2 separate regions of the Homo sapiens genome follow, and region 2 is linked to region 1. Evidence: chromatin loops called from intact Hi-C (ENCODE). Cell type or tissue: OCI-LY7. All regions are shown on one strand. Each heading gives the region's core, and the rest is flanking DNA. Links, peaks and the distances in the headings are about the cores only. Region 1 overlaps LOC124900820 (a long non-coding RNA gene). Region 2 has its middle 330 kb from the start of LINC00290.

Region 1 (8,349 bases), core at 106-8,105:
TAGAGTGGCCAATTTAATATCAGTAAAGATAGACATCAAAACAAGAAGTAATACCAGAAATAAAATGTGCCAGTTAAAGTGGTAAAAAGATCATAAATGTGTATGCACCTGATAACAGATCTTCAAAATACATGAAGTAAAAACTGGCAGTAAAAAAGGGAAAAATAAACTCATTCATAATATAGTTAGAGATTGTAGCACCATTCTTTCAGCAACCAATAAAACAAGTAGAAAAAAAAGATTCGTAATAATGAACAACACTGTCAACCAAGTAAACCTAGTTGGTATTTATAGAACTCTATACTCAACAAATATAGAATACATTATTTTCCTATGTAATGGGGCTTCACAAATATGCTGGGTCATTAATACATTTCAAAGTATTGATGTCACATGTTTTCTGTGCATATGGAATTAAATTAAAAATTAACAAAAATAAAATATCTAAAAAATTCTCAAATAAAGATATTTATTTCCCAATTGAATTTCAAAAATGTTTTCAATGTTACTCAGTGGAAGACATACAATTATTTTTATCCATTGATTCAGAAACAACTAGATATCCATCTTCAAGGAATTAAACATTGACCTCGGCCTCCAAACAAACACAAAAATTAATTCAGATAGATTATAGACATAAACACAAGAGCCAAAATTGTAAAGCTTCCTGAAAAAAGAGTATCTTTAAAATATTGGGGTAATCAAATATTTCTTATACAGAAATCAGAAAGCACTTAACATTGAATAAAAGCAATTAATAAACTAGATTCTAGCAACATGAAAACTTATGCTTATCAATAGATTATTTAAGAACATGAATATATAATTAATAAGTAGGATAAAATATTTTCTTTCTCTCTATCTGATAAATGATTTGTATAGAGAAAATCTAAAGAACTTTTACAATAAAATGGAAAAATGTCTTACCTCATTTGTCACTAGGGAAATGTAAATTAAAAGCACAAGTTACTACTTTCCCACTAGGATGGCTGAGATTGAAAACCCAAAATGGTGGAAAGGTTATGGAGCAAATGGAACCCTTGTACATTGGTGGATAGAGTGTACAATGGTAAAACCATTTTGATAATTGATTTGGTAGCTTCTTACAATGAAATTCTATTCCTAGATATTTATACAACGAAATGAAAACCTATGTCCATTAAAAAATGTGCCCATGAATGTCCAGAGTAGCTTTATCCATAATAGCTAAAAACTGAAAACAACCTAAGTGTCTATCAATAGGAAAACAAATAAATCATGATGTAACCATACAATGGGGTACTGCACAGTAAATAAAAGGGATGGACTATTGATACATGCAACAACACGAATGAATCTCAAAATCATTATCCGTTGATTCAGAAACAACTAGATATCCATCTTCAAGAAATTAAACATTGACCTCAGTCTCCAAACAAACACAAAATGAATGAATCTCAAAAATTATACTATTCTTCTTCCTCTTCCCTTCCTAAAGCTGCATTAGAATTAGAAGAAAAGAGCTACTGTGGCCCAGAGTGGGTTGCAAAGTCCAGGCAGGATGATGTGGGTGTTTGTGTGGGAGGGCTCCTCAACAAAGGCTGTCTGAGTGCCATGGATTTGACTTGGTGACCATATGGGTTTGGGGATAGGAGGGGCAGTACAGCACAGAGCGTCAGAGCTCCAGTGTGGTGAGCACAGCATTCTCAATGGTGCACAGCCCTTTTTCAGTTTGTTGGAGCCCAAGTCACTGTATAGGGTGGGCTGAAGCTGGAGCATGGGTAGGGGCAAGTGAATGTCTGCACATCTGGAAGGAGGATGGCTGTGAGGCTAGCAGACTGATTGCATATAAGGATATTGATCAAATAAGTGACTATACCAAGGATAGAGGCAGGCATTTTATGTCTGTGAAAGAAGCTAAAAGTATGGAAGGGTAGATATCTTGTAAGTCATGGTTTTCAAGTTCATAGAAAGATAAATACAAAAATAAAAATAAGTATATATTCCATAAATATATATAAAACATACATATTATAATATATTATATTCATTATAATATCTTACATAAATTTAATATATCTTATAAATGTATATATTACTAAATATACTAACATGAATACATTTTAATATATTATATATTATACTGAGATATCTATATTATAGATATACTTGTATATGTGCAAATATATAAAGGTTCTCTGGAAGCAGACACTAAGCCAGAGTTTGATATGCAAGATATTCATAAGGGATGAACACCTATAGAAGGCGGGGGTGGGGGTGGGCAAAGGGAAAAGTAATTTATTCTCAAGACTTGGCCAACTTTAAGGGGTGCTTTGAAGCACATATGGCCTTTCAGACCTACCCTGCAGTGGGCTCAAACATCAGGTCTTTTTATCCCGAGATGGGCAGTCATTAGATGTGTGTTTGTTCATGAAGAATATGGACTTGGGTGAGACAGGTCTGTGAAGCTAAGAATATTTTATTGATTTAAATTAAAAATATAGACCCTGTAGGGCCTGGGAGCTCATGTTTGCTGCTAAGTGTACTCCCAGCAGCTGAGAGAACTCACACAGTCCTTTCGTGAAGTCACTAGGGAGATACATTTTTAGACCCATCACATGCACACACACACACACACACACACACACACACACACACCATTTTCATGCTTTGTTCACCGAGTAGGCCTGGAAGCAATGACATGTCAGAAACCATGAAATAACTAGCCCTCATTCCTAGGCTTTCAAATACCTACCTGCATTAAAATAATTCAGGGTCAGGTGCAGTGGCTCACACTTGTAATACTATCGTTTTGGGAGGCAGAGGCAGTGAATTACTTGAGCCCAGGAGTTCGAGACCATCCTAGGTATCATGGCAAAACCCTGTCTCAACAAAATTACAAAGAATTAGCTGGATGTTCTGGCGTACAACTGTAGTCCCAACTACTTGGGAGGCTGAGGTGGGAGGATCACCTGATCACCTCAGGAGGTCGAGGCTGTGGTGAGACAAGATAGCGCCAGTGCACTCCAACCTGGGCAATAGAGTGAGACCATTTCCCAAAACAAACAAACAAAAGAATTCAGGGCTTTTCAGATATTGTCTGGGGCAGTGGAAGTACAAGATTGGAAGTAAATTGGAAGATTGAGGAGGTTACTATTTAAATAATATACATTTCAAGAAGAGAAGAAGTAATTGATGAAATTGAGGCTACAATGAGTATCTAATGCGCCTGAGCTGAATAAATACTTAAGCAGACAGGGCTGACTTAGTTCTAGGTAAGGCTGATAAGAAAAGTTACCTACCAGATTCCAAGTACCAATCAATCAATTGATCAAAATAGAAACATATACAATTGTAACCTTTCTGTCAGAAAAAAAGAAGTAACTTACAAAAGAAAAGTAAATCATCTAATAATGAACGTTTACTACATCTTTGGGCACTAGAAAATGGGGGAATTACGTCTATAAACTATTGAAAGAAAAGACTATATCAAGGACATCGTCTACCTGTCCAGGTGATAGAATGACATGCAAACATTTGCAGATAGCAGTGATGACTATGACAGCCACATACTTGACCTGAAGAATACGTATGAAAAAGAAATTAAATAAAAAAGCAAGTGAATCAGAATAAGAAAAGATACATAGTTGACTACATAAACATTAACATATTTGTAAAAAAATCAACAAAACCAGTTTATAGTTATAAACTTGAGAACTATTTGTAAGGTACATGACTAACAAAAGATTAATTATATAATATACAATGACACTTATAAATTAATAATACAAAGAAACAACTCAACAGATAAATGAACACAAGATAGAATACTGAAATCATAACGAAGCCAATACAGGTGGCGGCTAAGATGTCCGAAAATATTTTCATTCTCTCTATTGTTCAGGTAAGTGCAAATTAACATAACAATGATATATCAATGACCTATTAGATTTCAAAGGATATTTTAAAATGATAACATCTACTATTGGTGAAGATTCAAGAGATAATATTCTTAAATATTGTTGGCATAAAAATGATTTGTTCTAGCCGTTTAGAAAAGTGATGTGGCAATATTGATTTACATTAAAAATATAGATGTTCTTGGCCAGGCACAGTGGCTCATGCTTGTAATCTAAGCATGTTGGGAGGCTGACACAGGAGGATTGCTTGGGGCCAGGGGTTTGAGCCTAGCCTGGGCAACATAGGCAAGACTCTGTTTCTACAAAAAATTACAAAATTAGCTGGTCATGGTGGGATACCCCTACAGTCCTTGCTACTCAGGAGTTGAAATGGGAGGATGGTGGTTTGAGCCCAGAAGCTCAAAGCTGCAGTGAACTGTGATCGTGCCACTGCCCTCTAGCCTGGGCAACAGAGCAATACCTGGTCCTAGATAGACAGATAGATAGATAGATAGATAGATAGATAGATAGATAGATAGGCAGACAGACAGATAGATAGATAGAGGTAGATGATAGATAGATAGAGATGTAGAGATATTCTTGTAGCCAAAAGGTGTCATTCTACTGCTCTCTTTTAAATAAATAAATAAAAGAACGCAAATCTCTGTGCACATGCTTTATTGCAGGATTTTTGTAGTACCAAAAAAAAATACGACAGGGTGTTGGGTTTTTTTTTTTTTTTTTTTGTCTATCTGCAGGGGAAAGGAAATAACAAAACAGTAAAATTGTCACACATACATACACAAATTATATAAAATGTGTATGGTGTATTTGTATACGACACACATTTACCACATTTCAGCTACAGCACTTGTTCTGAAACACAAATTTGTCCCTATGTGATGGATATATTTGGGAACATTTGGAGCATAATGCGAATTTTCAGTGAGCTTATGTGAGACTTCTTTATTAGAAACACCAGGTGAAAGCAGAAAACCGCTCCCAGCTGAACCAGACGGTAGGAATACACATAACACCTGCATGCACACGCCACAAACACTTACCGGCCACCTCAGTTCACTGTATGTTTTCTCCTACAAGATTATCTTCTGTTTCCTGCTTATTTAAGAACTTTTCTATATGTATTTAAAAAAAAACTCATTCAATATCTCAAATGTATTTCATTATCCTGGTTCATAATGCCTAGCAGGGTGAGCAACTATCTACCTGTGAAGATCTTAAAGAGACAAAGCTGAATCCTGCAAAAGTGAGAACTGTTAGTGCTTGTAGTGGTTGGTTTAGTGGTTTCAAACCTCTCTAAAATTTGCAAAGCCTTCAGCTGTTGAGCAAAGCTGCAGGTGCAGAGAAAGCCTAAAATAAAATGTCCACACTAATACCAAAGTTAATTAAAGAAGAAGACTGTACATTGGGTCAAATATTCAATGTTGATCAAATAAAATATCTATTATAACCACGTGCTCAGAGGGTCTATATTTCAAAGACACAAAAATCTACACCAGGATTTAAGGCTGTAAAAGATCACTTGAGTGTTATGTTTGGTGCCTGGGACTATGATCTACACCCATCCACACTTGATGATACAAACTTCCAGATTCAGAGAACCCTCTTTCCACTACTTCACAGTAACTCAGAAGCTGCAGCCCATTCAACACCCACTGACACAAAAGACCTGAAAAATGTGGTAATTTTTTAAAGGTTAAGTGCCACATTTTTATTGCAGTACTTGTGGATTTTTCAATCATTTTTTATGTGTAAAGCTCTGCTACTGTTTTTATTAGGTTCCTGTCTTTTTAAAAAATATGTCACTGATGAAAATGTTGAATGCTTTGTCCCATGATCATTTTTTTTTCATGAGCTCTGTGGTTTTTATTGCTTGATTGTGCATAGCATAGTTATTTTTAGGAATGCAGGTAACTTTATGAAAGGACTTATTGTGTATATATCTATATCTATATATATATAGATATATATACACACACACCACACTCATCCATATCCATATAAAAATTGCATGTGATTATATAAGCATAAAAAATATGGCCATCACATATCTACACATGCTTAGATTAAATTAATGCAATTTCAGGGCCAGGTGTGGTGGCAAAGGCCTGTAATCCCAGCACTTTGGGAGGCCAAGGTGGGCAGATCACCTGAGGCCAGGAGTTCAAGACCAACCTGACCAACAGAGTGAAACCTTGTCTCTACTAAAAATACAAAAATTAGCTGGGCATGGTAGGGGCTGCCTGTAATCCAAGCTACTCAGGAGGCTGAGGTAGGAGAATCGCTTGAACCTGGGAGGCAGAGGTTGCAGTGAGCCAAGATATTGCCATTGCACTCCAGCCTGGGCAGCAAAATAAATAAAATAAAATAATGCAATTTCGGAATTTTCTTTTAGCTTTATGTCCTTTTATTTCTGTAGAGATGGGATCTTACTCTGCTGTCCAGGCTGGTCTCAAACTACTGGCCTCAAGCCATTCTCCCACCTCAGGCTCTCAAAGTGCTGGGATTACAGGCTTAAGCCACTATACCCTGGTAATTTTAAAAACAATTATTTATAAAATAACATAGAAGAAGCTTTTCTCATCATGAAAAGAAACAAGTAAAGAAATAAATGCCAGGAAATTCTAGGTTGTTTTAGCAGCAATTTCTTATCTCCCAGGAAAGACAAAAACACCATTATGGGAGCAGCTTAGCATAGCTTAAAAGCACAATTGGATGATATTTAATAGCAAAAGGATGCAACTTGGGACAGCTGTGGGATCCCATAAGCGCTAGACAGTACACACATTCTGAAGTGTAATGATGGTCAAGCTCTGTTACTAGACTGCATTATTCTGCTTAGTGCAGAAATTTCATGAAAAAGTTATAAGGATCTGCGGGAGGATGTGCTGAGAACTCTCAGAATAATTTATTAGTACATATACTGTTTTATTTGTCACTGAGTTTTGTCTTCTCACACCCACACTTGTCACAAGCTGTCTTTAAGCACCGCTCTTCAGAAGAGGTCTGTTTATTGAACCCCAAAGTGAAAGTTTTCTGAAAGACTCTTTGCTCACTTGTTTTTGTTTTCTTGCAGTCTACTCTCTGAAGGTTGTTCTAAGGGTCTGTGAAAGCAACAAGAGGAAGTTCTTGTAGGCCGAAAAAGGAAGAAAAGAAAAAGAAACAGAGGATGAGAGGTTGGTGTCCCTCTTGTGGGACAAAGACACCCAGCAGTACTGTCTTTGGGGACCAGAGAGAAATTCAGAGAATCTGGAGCCACAATGTGGCTGGTTAAATGGACCAGAGATTCTCAACCTCACCAAGGATTCCTGTGCCTCAACCATGACCAAGGAAATAGCCCCTCAAGGGCTTGACCATGAAAACTATCGGGGTGACTAACAAAATGGAAGTTAGAACCCCTATTCTTGCCCACAAGTTCATGTTAAGCAGGTTTGTAACACGAAACATAAAAACAATCCAAAACATACTAGCTTTCACTGCTTCCTTCTTTACCTGGATACCTCCACAGTGTGTTTCCATCCTTACCAATTTCCCCATGCGCCATCTCTCATTCTCCACCCTGCTCTCTGGCTCTTCTTGTCTATCTTCTATCTTTAGGTCCTACTGGCCAGACTTGACCTAGAGTTCTATAGCGGTTTATAAGCTGCCTAGTTCTTATCTTCTCTATGGGGGGAGGAAGAAGATGACCTGTCTCACACCAGAAGGTTCCGTCAACTGACAGTAAGAAAGAGCAGTGGGTTATAGACAGTTAAGGAAGACAGAATTCCAGAAAATGATAATCCTATGAAAGATTATACATAGCAGAAAAAAATATAGAATGCATTTAACCAATTAGAACTTTTACTATTGCCATTACTTGCAATTAGGAACATATTGGCAGTCCATATGGGAAGAATTCTAGGCCCTAATAGTAGTAGCCTATATATATTAAGACTATGATAATACCACCAGATGTCTTTCATCATGAGAATCATAAATATATTTGCTCATTTATTCACTGGGATTGCAAACATGTCAAGAGATACGTGTTATGCCTTATTATGAAGAGAATAAGCATACCATACAAAAAGCTTTAGAATACACCAGCTTACCTGAAAAGTAGATGATCTAATGTGGTCCTCTCTACTAGCTGTAAGTTTATTTGATAGTCTAAGGGAAAGTGAAAGGTAGTATATATTATATCCAATACTATGCTCTACATTACTAAGCTTAAAAGATATTCTTCTGCCAGAGAGGATGTAGTCACTTCATTTTTCAAATCCTGGGTGACATATACTATCACATAGTTTGTTAAAAGCAACATACAGAGAAAGATGTATATTTTCCACTTTTAAAGCCCTCTTCATTTCTCTGAGATCAAGAAAAGGATAGAACAGGAGACAGCTCATAAAATTTAAAAAGAAATATTCAAAAGCACATCAATTCAACAGATATTCTCTTCACCTAAGTA
Region 2 (8,349 bases), core at 110-8,109, 96 kb before region 1:
TTTTGACTGCTTTAGCAAGTATAAAGTAATTAGCAAATAGATAAGAATTATCTTGGTAGAGGCCTAAACATAGAGGAATAGCAAAGATTGTTGGTTTATGCAAATCATAACTACTATTTTTAACCTGTTTGAGACTTCGAGGGCCTAGTCATCTTCAGGCGATATTCTCACCCCTTTGTCACATAATCCTACTGGCTGACATACTGATGAACAGGCCTTTTCAGACTCAATATAATGATGATGTCTGTTTCCACAATGTGGAACAATCTGCACTTCATGCCAAGCTACAGCAACTGCCACTACCTACCACTCAAAGAACTAAATCAGCTTAAAACTCCCCCGTAACACCATGGAGGAAAACTAATGATGTATGCAGGGAAACATTTTGCGTCTCTGGAGCACTGGTGATGTTCTTTTCAGTGCCATCCGCCCTGTGTGCTGATACGGTGATAGCTGTCATTCAACTCCCATCATTTACAATTTTGATTTGAAACACTGTAGTAGGAAAGATAACGTCTCCCACATTTGTCCTCTGGCAAACTTTCTACAAAATTCACAGTGGAGCAAAACTGGGAGGAGGGATTATGACTATCTCAATGACCCATAGTCCCCAGGCTCTAAGAACACTTTTGTCCTTGAGAATATTTGTCAGAATATTTTAGAGGAAATGGCTAAGCAGAAAGTCAGGACTGCATTCAATATATCTTATCATAGTGTTTTCTGCTCTAATATAAAACATGATCAATGCCTATACAATCAAATCACACTGTTATCATTTTTTGTCTCCGTCTCAGATCTCTACATGTTTAATTACTTTCTTGTCTCTGCCTGAATAGATGCTCCAATCATAAAAGAGTCTTACCACTCTTAGATGTCACAGTCTTCTCTATTGCTGTGACTGCTAAACCAACAAATATTTGAGGCATGACTTTATATTTATACTTGCTGCTTCCAGTTTTTAAGAATTTGCTCACTACCTCCTTACAAGACTGTCACTAACCCATGAAAGGCCTTTATGCCAGGGACAAACAGTGCTCTGCACAAAAAGATGTGATGGAAAATTGTCCTAATTGTTATATAAGTTCACAATGCTTATGATGTAATGGTGCTCCTTAGATTTGGCAGTGCACAACCTGCACAAACATAAACAGTGATACTGGGAACAGGAAGAAAAGAGGAATCAAACATAACTCTTTGGCCTGCAGGCTGAGTGGCTAAAACAAAGGTGTTGCTGTTAACAGAGAGAGAGAGTAATCAGGAAGAGCTGCTTGGAGGTTGGAAGATAATGAGTTCAATGCTGGATAAGTTAGTTTTGAAAAGCATCAGAATATCAAAATAGGGAAGTCCAGTATGCTGAATTAAGCTCCAAAAAGGGGAAAATATTAGAAGCAGAGGTAAAGATTTTGGGTATGGCTGTATTAGGTATATTTAAAACAAAAGGAGTAAAAAATAAATAGCTCAAAAAAGAAACTAAAAGAAGAACCTTGCTAGGCCTGTTTCATTGAACTATGGAGGAAATAACAGGATGTTAAGAAGACTCCTGCATACAATTGCACTGTTGTTCACTGAGCAACGCTGAGGGGTGTCAGCCACAGCACAGTTATCAAACGACACGATGGTAAGATCTTGGATAGACTAGAAAATTATCCAGAAAATGATAAGATCTTGAGGAAAGGAGCTCTCTTTCTAATTCACAGAAAAGAGTAACAGAATGGCAATGGTGCAGCTCTGAAGAGTTGTCAAGATACATTAATTCTTTCAAAAATTTTTAACTCTATTCTCAAATAATCTTAAAGTAAAAGTCTGAATAGGCCACCTTCTGTGAGCAACCTTTAAAAAACTCTTCAGTGGATTTCCATACACCAAATAAAGTCCAAACTCTTTAGAGTGACATTAAGGACCCTCAACAGTATTGTCCTATAAGAATAATACAAAACAGACTTCTCATCCTCCACCAAATATACCCTATGCATTCCCGATTTCTGGGCTTTGTCCATGCTTAATCAGAGTGTACTATTATAATCAGTTTACAGATAATATAATTGAAGTTCAAGCTATGTAATTTGTCCATATTGTACATTTCCAAAGTCCATCTTCTTTGTCACCAGGATATGCCACTCAAATTGAGAGTCTATGTAGTACTCATATTTGTAGAACATTACCTAAAATGCCTTGTATAGTTGTGAAATGAGATGTTTTATATAAACTAATGTATTTCAGCTTTTTAAATGTGTGTAATCATTAAATATTTTAATAATATTATTCTTATTCATTAGCTTATTCTAAAATAAGGCCTCTGGTCAAAGAAAAGTAAATAATCTGTTATTGTTATAATTTTTAGACATGACATAGTGCTACCACAGTATAAAATTATGACTATTACTGAAGATATTTCTTCTCTGCCCATGCCTATAAGCAGATTAAAGCTTCCAGTATGCAAAATCAGCTCTCATTTGTCATTGTTTAAAATGATCCATGATGGAGCAACAGGAATTCTCATTCATCGCTAATGGCAATGCAAAATGATACAGCCACTTTGGAAGAAAGCTTTAGTCTACAAAGCTAAACATAATCTTATCCCATGATCCAGCAAGCTTTGCTCCTAGGTATTTACTTCACTGAGCTGAACACTTATAATCTACACAAAAACCTGCATATACATGTTTATAGTGGAATTATGCATAGTTGCCCCAAATGGGAAGAAACCAGGATGTCTGTCAATAGGTGAATGAATAAATAAATCATGGCACATCTAGACAATAATTCAGACATATTATTCAGCGGTCAAAAGAAATGACCCATCGAGCCATAAAAAATCATGGAGGAACCATCACCGCATATTGCTAATGTGAAAGAAGTCACTCTGAAAATACTACACTCTATGGTTCCAACTCTGTGACACTCTGGAAAACACAAGACTATAAAGGGTAAAAAGATCAGTGGTTGCCAGGATTGAGGGGAATATGAGGAGAGGATGAATAGGTGGAGTAGAGGACATTTTTAGGGGATTGAAACTATTCTGTGTGATACGGTAACAGCAGTTGTATGACATTACGCATTTGGCAAAACCCATGGAACTACACAACACAAAGGGTGAAGCCTAATGTACACTATAAATTTCCATTGGTAATAATTTATTACATTGGTGCATCAGTTGTAGAAGAATGTACCACGCCAATGTGCGATATTAATAACAGAGGAAACTGATGGGGAAGAGAGAGAGAGAATTATCTATATTCTGTTCAATTTTTCTGTAAACCTAACAAAGTGAAGTCTACTGACTTTAAAATATGCAATATTTAAATTACTGAATATATTAAAAAAATCCATTAAACAGTAAAATTTTTTACAGGATGGACAAAGCACAGAGGACAATGATACTTGCAATAGTGATGGTCTCTCTCACTACTTCCTAGACACCCTCTCCTACTGCCCTGTCAAATGAATGATACCTCTTACTCCCCTGCTACCGGAAGCAAACAACCTAACAGAGACCTACTTTCCCCTGAGCCTCCAGATCTCCTCAAGATACTCCTCTTGAAGTTACTTCACTTACCAAAATTCATCTTCAAAGAGCTTACTGAATTATCAAAACGTTCCCAGAGGTCATGGTATGTAGATGATGGTGGAAAACAAGCACCAAAGAGGATTGCTTTGTTAATCAGCACTTCACTGTAGCTTCTTTTTAATGTTCTCCTCCTTAACGCTTTAAGGATTTTACACCACATTTAGTTACTTTCTTTATTACTTCTTATGGCTGGTGGCAAGAAAACTTAGAAAATAAGTATATAAAGATTTCTTTACCAACTGAGACTATTATATCCTAAGTTTATTAAGCCACATAACAATTAGTTCCTCTGCAATAATTTATAGTTAATTTGCTTAGATTGTTTCTAACCCATAGATATATTTCTTTTACTTAGCTTGTCCTACACTGATATTTGTTTGTCTTACTCACCTGGGAGATCTAGGTTGCCAGTTTCTCACGTCTAAGAATCTTACTCCTTACCTTACTCAGAATTTTCTGCATCTGTTTTCTTCATATCTCATATGTGGTTTTGGAATCATTAAGAACAAAAAAAATCATTCTACCACTCTTTGTCTACTACTAAAGTATGACAAATAGTTTTCAATCACTTTGGACTATTTAATCATATAGGGAGGAGTACTGTATTCATAAGGACAGGATCACCAGTTTGATTACTTAATTCCACATGCACAAAAGTTATTTTCCACCATCAAGTATTAACCCTGCTCTCAGATGTCACTGACACATGGCCCACTAGGTGGCCATACAGGGCATTTGGCTGGGCTCATTTAAAAGTAATGGCAGTAGGAAAAAAAAAGGCAAGACATTGTGTATGTCCTACGTGAGTCACACATAAACCAAGAGCACTTTCAGGATGTCAGATATTTCTGGACAAAGCTAAATTGCGGAGAGGCCCAATGACATAGGAGAAAAAACAACACTTTTGAAAAACACAATTACCCTGCTAAGCTCGAATTCCAGCTTTGTCAATTAGTTGCTATGAGAGCTTGAGAAAGTGACAGTTTCTTGATCTCACATTTCCTCATCTCCAAAATAGGAACAGTATCATTTTTTACATAGTGGTCTAGAAATATTCTCTTAACTCAGTTGACTAGCCGACATGAATATTTAATACATGATACTATTAGCAGTGGCGGTCGTCATGACCAGTGCCATAGTTTGGATGCATGTGTTCCTCCAAAATTCATATGTTGGAACATAACCCCCAAGGTGACGGTGTTAAGTAAGGCCTTAGAGAGACGATTAGTAGGCATGAGGGCTCTTATATCTCCATGAGGGATTAATGTCCTTATAAAAGGGCTTGATGAAGCAATTTTGTCCCTTTTGCCCTTCCGTCCTTCCCCCATGTGAGGACACAGCATTCACCCCCTCCACCAAGTGAGGACTCAGTAGGAGGGGCCACCTGTGAAGCAGAGAGCAAGGCTTCACCACACACCAAATCTGCTGGTACCTTGGTCTTCAACTTCCCAGCCTCCAGAATCGTGAGAAATACATTTCTGTTCTTTATACATTACCCAGTCTAAGGTAGTTTGTTACAGCAGCACAAATAAACTAAGACAATGAACATTCTTATTTTATCCTAGAACTTAAATTCCCAACTGGATTTCCTAAGTTCCACCCCTTTTAGGATCTTCTCACCATCATCACTTTTGAGAACCACATCATGAGTGGTAAGATTAAATCCATTAGCACAAGTCTAAAAACTTCTTTTGATAGGAGATTCATGGTTCTGTAGTTCATACATTTGACAGGACAGAGTTTTATCCATCAGTATGAGAGGAGCTGTTTCAAATGTTTATTAGAAATTAACCCTCTGAGGTGCTGCTTTCTTTAAAAATGGGCTCTAAGTATGACACCCCAATTTAAAACGGTGCCCTTCAAACTGGTGTTTGAAGGTAGAACAAACAAATTTAAGGTCACCATATCTGCAAGCAAATGTTTTAGATTCCCTTCAGGCTTCCCCATTCCTGATAAAATCCCATCTCAATAATTATTCTATAGCTGCTTCTAGCATCTTTGAATTAATCTTAATTTCCATTATATACTTTATATATAAAACATACACATATACACATTATATATAAAACTTTCTTAATTAGTGTGATAAAAATGAACATGGAATAACAGGTACATACATATAAAACATTTTATACTATCTGTAATGAATCATTAATCATATTGATGTTGCATAACAAATTTTATTTAATCTTTCTGCTTGAAGTGTAACTTTCTTCTCAAGGACAAGACTCTCAGATCCTTTTTCCTTCATGCTGTGCTGCAAAAAGCACAGACACTGTGTTCATACAGTTCTTTTCTTGAAGTTTGGCTCCCTCATTTACTGGCTGTCTGATGTTAGCAAGTTGCAGAAAGTCTATGAAGCTCAGCTTTATACTTGAAGTGTTGTGTGAGGATCAAAGGAGAAAGTGTGTTTGAGACACCAAGCATATTCCATGTACTTAATTCATGGTGGTTATTACTATATTCTGGCTTAATCTCCAAGTTCATTATCCACGTCAATAGTCACCTTGACATTAGGAAAAGTGTGTCCACTGACAAGGAATCATAAGATGAACAAAATGTGCCTCTTGATGGTGTAGCCATTGATGATGTGGGTCAGAATTCCAAAGATGACTCCCTAATATTCCTATCTTCTGGTAACTCAAACAGTCATCTACGCACTGCAGAGGTTCTGTTGTTGTAATTAAAGTCCCAAATCAGGTTGCCTTAAAATACCATGATTAACTGGCATGTGCCTCACTTAAGCACACACATCCTTTAAAAGGTGATGACAGCGGCATGATGGGAAGTCAGGAAGATTCAAAGCATAGGAAGGATTTGACGTGGCATTGCTGGCTTTGAAAATGGAAGGCCCACAAGCCTGGGAATATAGGTGGCCTCCAGAAGCTGACAACAGCTCCTGGTCAATAGCCAGCAAAGAAACAGGGACCTCAATCCTACAGCTGCACATGACTGAATTCTGCCGGCAACTGAATTGACTGACTCTTCTCCAGATTCCCAGGTAAGAACTCAGGCTAGCCCAACCCCTGAGTGTGGCTATGTGAGACCCTAAAGCAGAGGGTCCAGGACTTCTGGACTTCTCATCTGTAGAATTGTGAGCTAATAAATGGGTGCAGTTCTAAGCTGCTAAATATGGTAATATGTTACGCAGCAGTAGAAAACTAAGACAGCCATATTCTTTTCAGTTCTCATGCTTTCCATGGCATAATCTCTGCTTTATTTAAGTACTCAGTAAAGGTTTGCCCATGGCATGTTGAACTACTTCGAAGACACCTGTACTTATCTTTTAACAAAAGATTCCTTTTCATTATTTCTCATGGATCCTACTGATGAAAATAAAGATAAGCATATATTCAAGGAAATGCATTTCTACATCATTATCTGAGGACAATATTGGTGATGTCCCCTGGGTATTCAGGTTTTAAATGAGCCAGTTCAACAGTATCTTGATACATTTCCTGATGTGTCTCACACTCTTTTTCTTATATGCAAATTTTTCTATCTAGATTATATGCAAGTAAAGTTTAAATTCTATATTATTTCTGTGACGGAAAGTTATTGATCTTATAGCTATCATGTTGCTATCAGACAAATGTCCAATTCTAATTTATCTGTTAAGTTTATTTTAATTTTGCACTGTAAGCATCTGTGTCACACTAAAATTGTTTAAAGAAGTGTTTATGCAGGCTGTTTAAGAGGCAATGTGGAAAGAATAGTGACCAAGACAGAAAATTCTCTTGTATTTGAAGCTCTGTCCCAGAACTTGTAGCTGCTTGGCACTGGGCAAGTTACCGCTTCTCTCCGTTTCCCAGTAACTTCATCCAATACTTCAAAGGCTGTTGTGGGAATAATTGAGTTAATATATGCAAAGTACTTAAACAGCGCCTAAAACCATTAGAATGACACAAGTACCTGATGTTATTATGTAATTTCGCAAGTCTACATTTGAAATTTAAATACTGTCTTTATGTAGGATCTAATTACTTACAAGCGTCCCTTTGGCTGTGTCCTGTGAAATTTCATTTTTAAAACCTCTGATGGTAACAAAATTGCTTTGAATAATCTCTCTTAAATATTCTGGTATCTGTAAGGATCCACATTTCCAAAGACATTTTTAATTCAAAATGCTTCCTACCTTCAGAAGAATACCAGATTTTCTAGAAATTTTAAAAGTAAGATTCTGAATTCAAGGTCTGTATCTGCAACATGCCAATGGGAAGCTAGAGAGTAGTTAGTGTTCCCTGCAGAGTGACAGCACTTCCAATATTCACTCATGAGTCTCTTCTAAATTACCACTGAAACGTGCAGCTGAGGATCACATGCATGTCTGACCACTGAGCTGGAATATATAAGATGATATTTGAATTTGCTTTTCTGGGATTGAAAGGATAATACACCAGCGCCACCTAGTTGTCCAGATACAATGTGCTACTTATTTATTCTTGAAAGGAATTATGCTCTTACAAGTAGAAATGTAAAATTTTAATTTTTTTTACCATTGACATAGGCCCTGTATTTATTTTAACAAATTCTCATTTCTGCAAGTGATACAAGTGATAAATTCAAGGTTCCATTTAAGGTAAATATTCCTCATGTTTATTTTATTTATACAAGAGGATTGGCAAACCTCAGATACTAATCTTCATTAATTTGCTTTAATTTTGCTGTAAAAATATCTGAATTACTTAACACACCTGCCACATCAGCATATATCAGTTGTATATTACTGTGTGTCCCAGTATCTTAAGCGTCACATAGCAGAGCATATTCTTTCTATTAAA

What was found. Hi-C counts contacts between places; a loop is a spot of excess contacts. Peaks named below come from ENCODE experiments on the same cell type or tissue, not always from the same donor. Only the 100,000 strongest peaks of a DNase experiment are listed, where the experiment ranks them.
Region 2: a loop joins it to region 1, with 2.0 times the contacts of the local background. A loop is called at or near these places in 1 of 110 quality-filtered maps.

The regions. Positions count from the first base shown.
Region 1 is chr4:180,731,789-180,740,137 of GRCh38, reverse strand. It overlaps LOC124900820 (a long non-coding RNA gene), which reads left to right. Exons shown (of 2, transcript XR_007058398.1): 2 at 6,976-7,047. Among named protein-coding and RNA genes, the nearest start is that of LINC00290, 420 kb to the left of the region's middle. In OCI-LY7, for the core only: no CTCF peak of the experiment used is centred there; DNase peaks (open chromatin) are centred at 4,897, 5,197 and 5,477; H3K4me3 peaks cover 2,589 bases; H3K27ac peaks cover 6,015 bases.
Region 2 is chr4:180,828,239-180,836,587 of GRCh38, reverse strand. No RefSeq gene overlaps it. Among named protein-coding and RNA genes, the nearest start is that of LINC00290, 330 kb to the left of the region's middle. RefSeq lists an enhancer at 8,240-8,349. In OCI-LY7, for the core only: CTCF peaks have their summits at 4,084, 4,284 (motif pointing right), 7,767 and 7,971; DNase peaks (open chromatin) are centred at 4,297 and 7,947.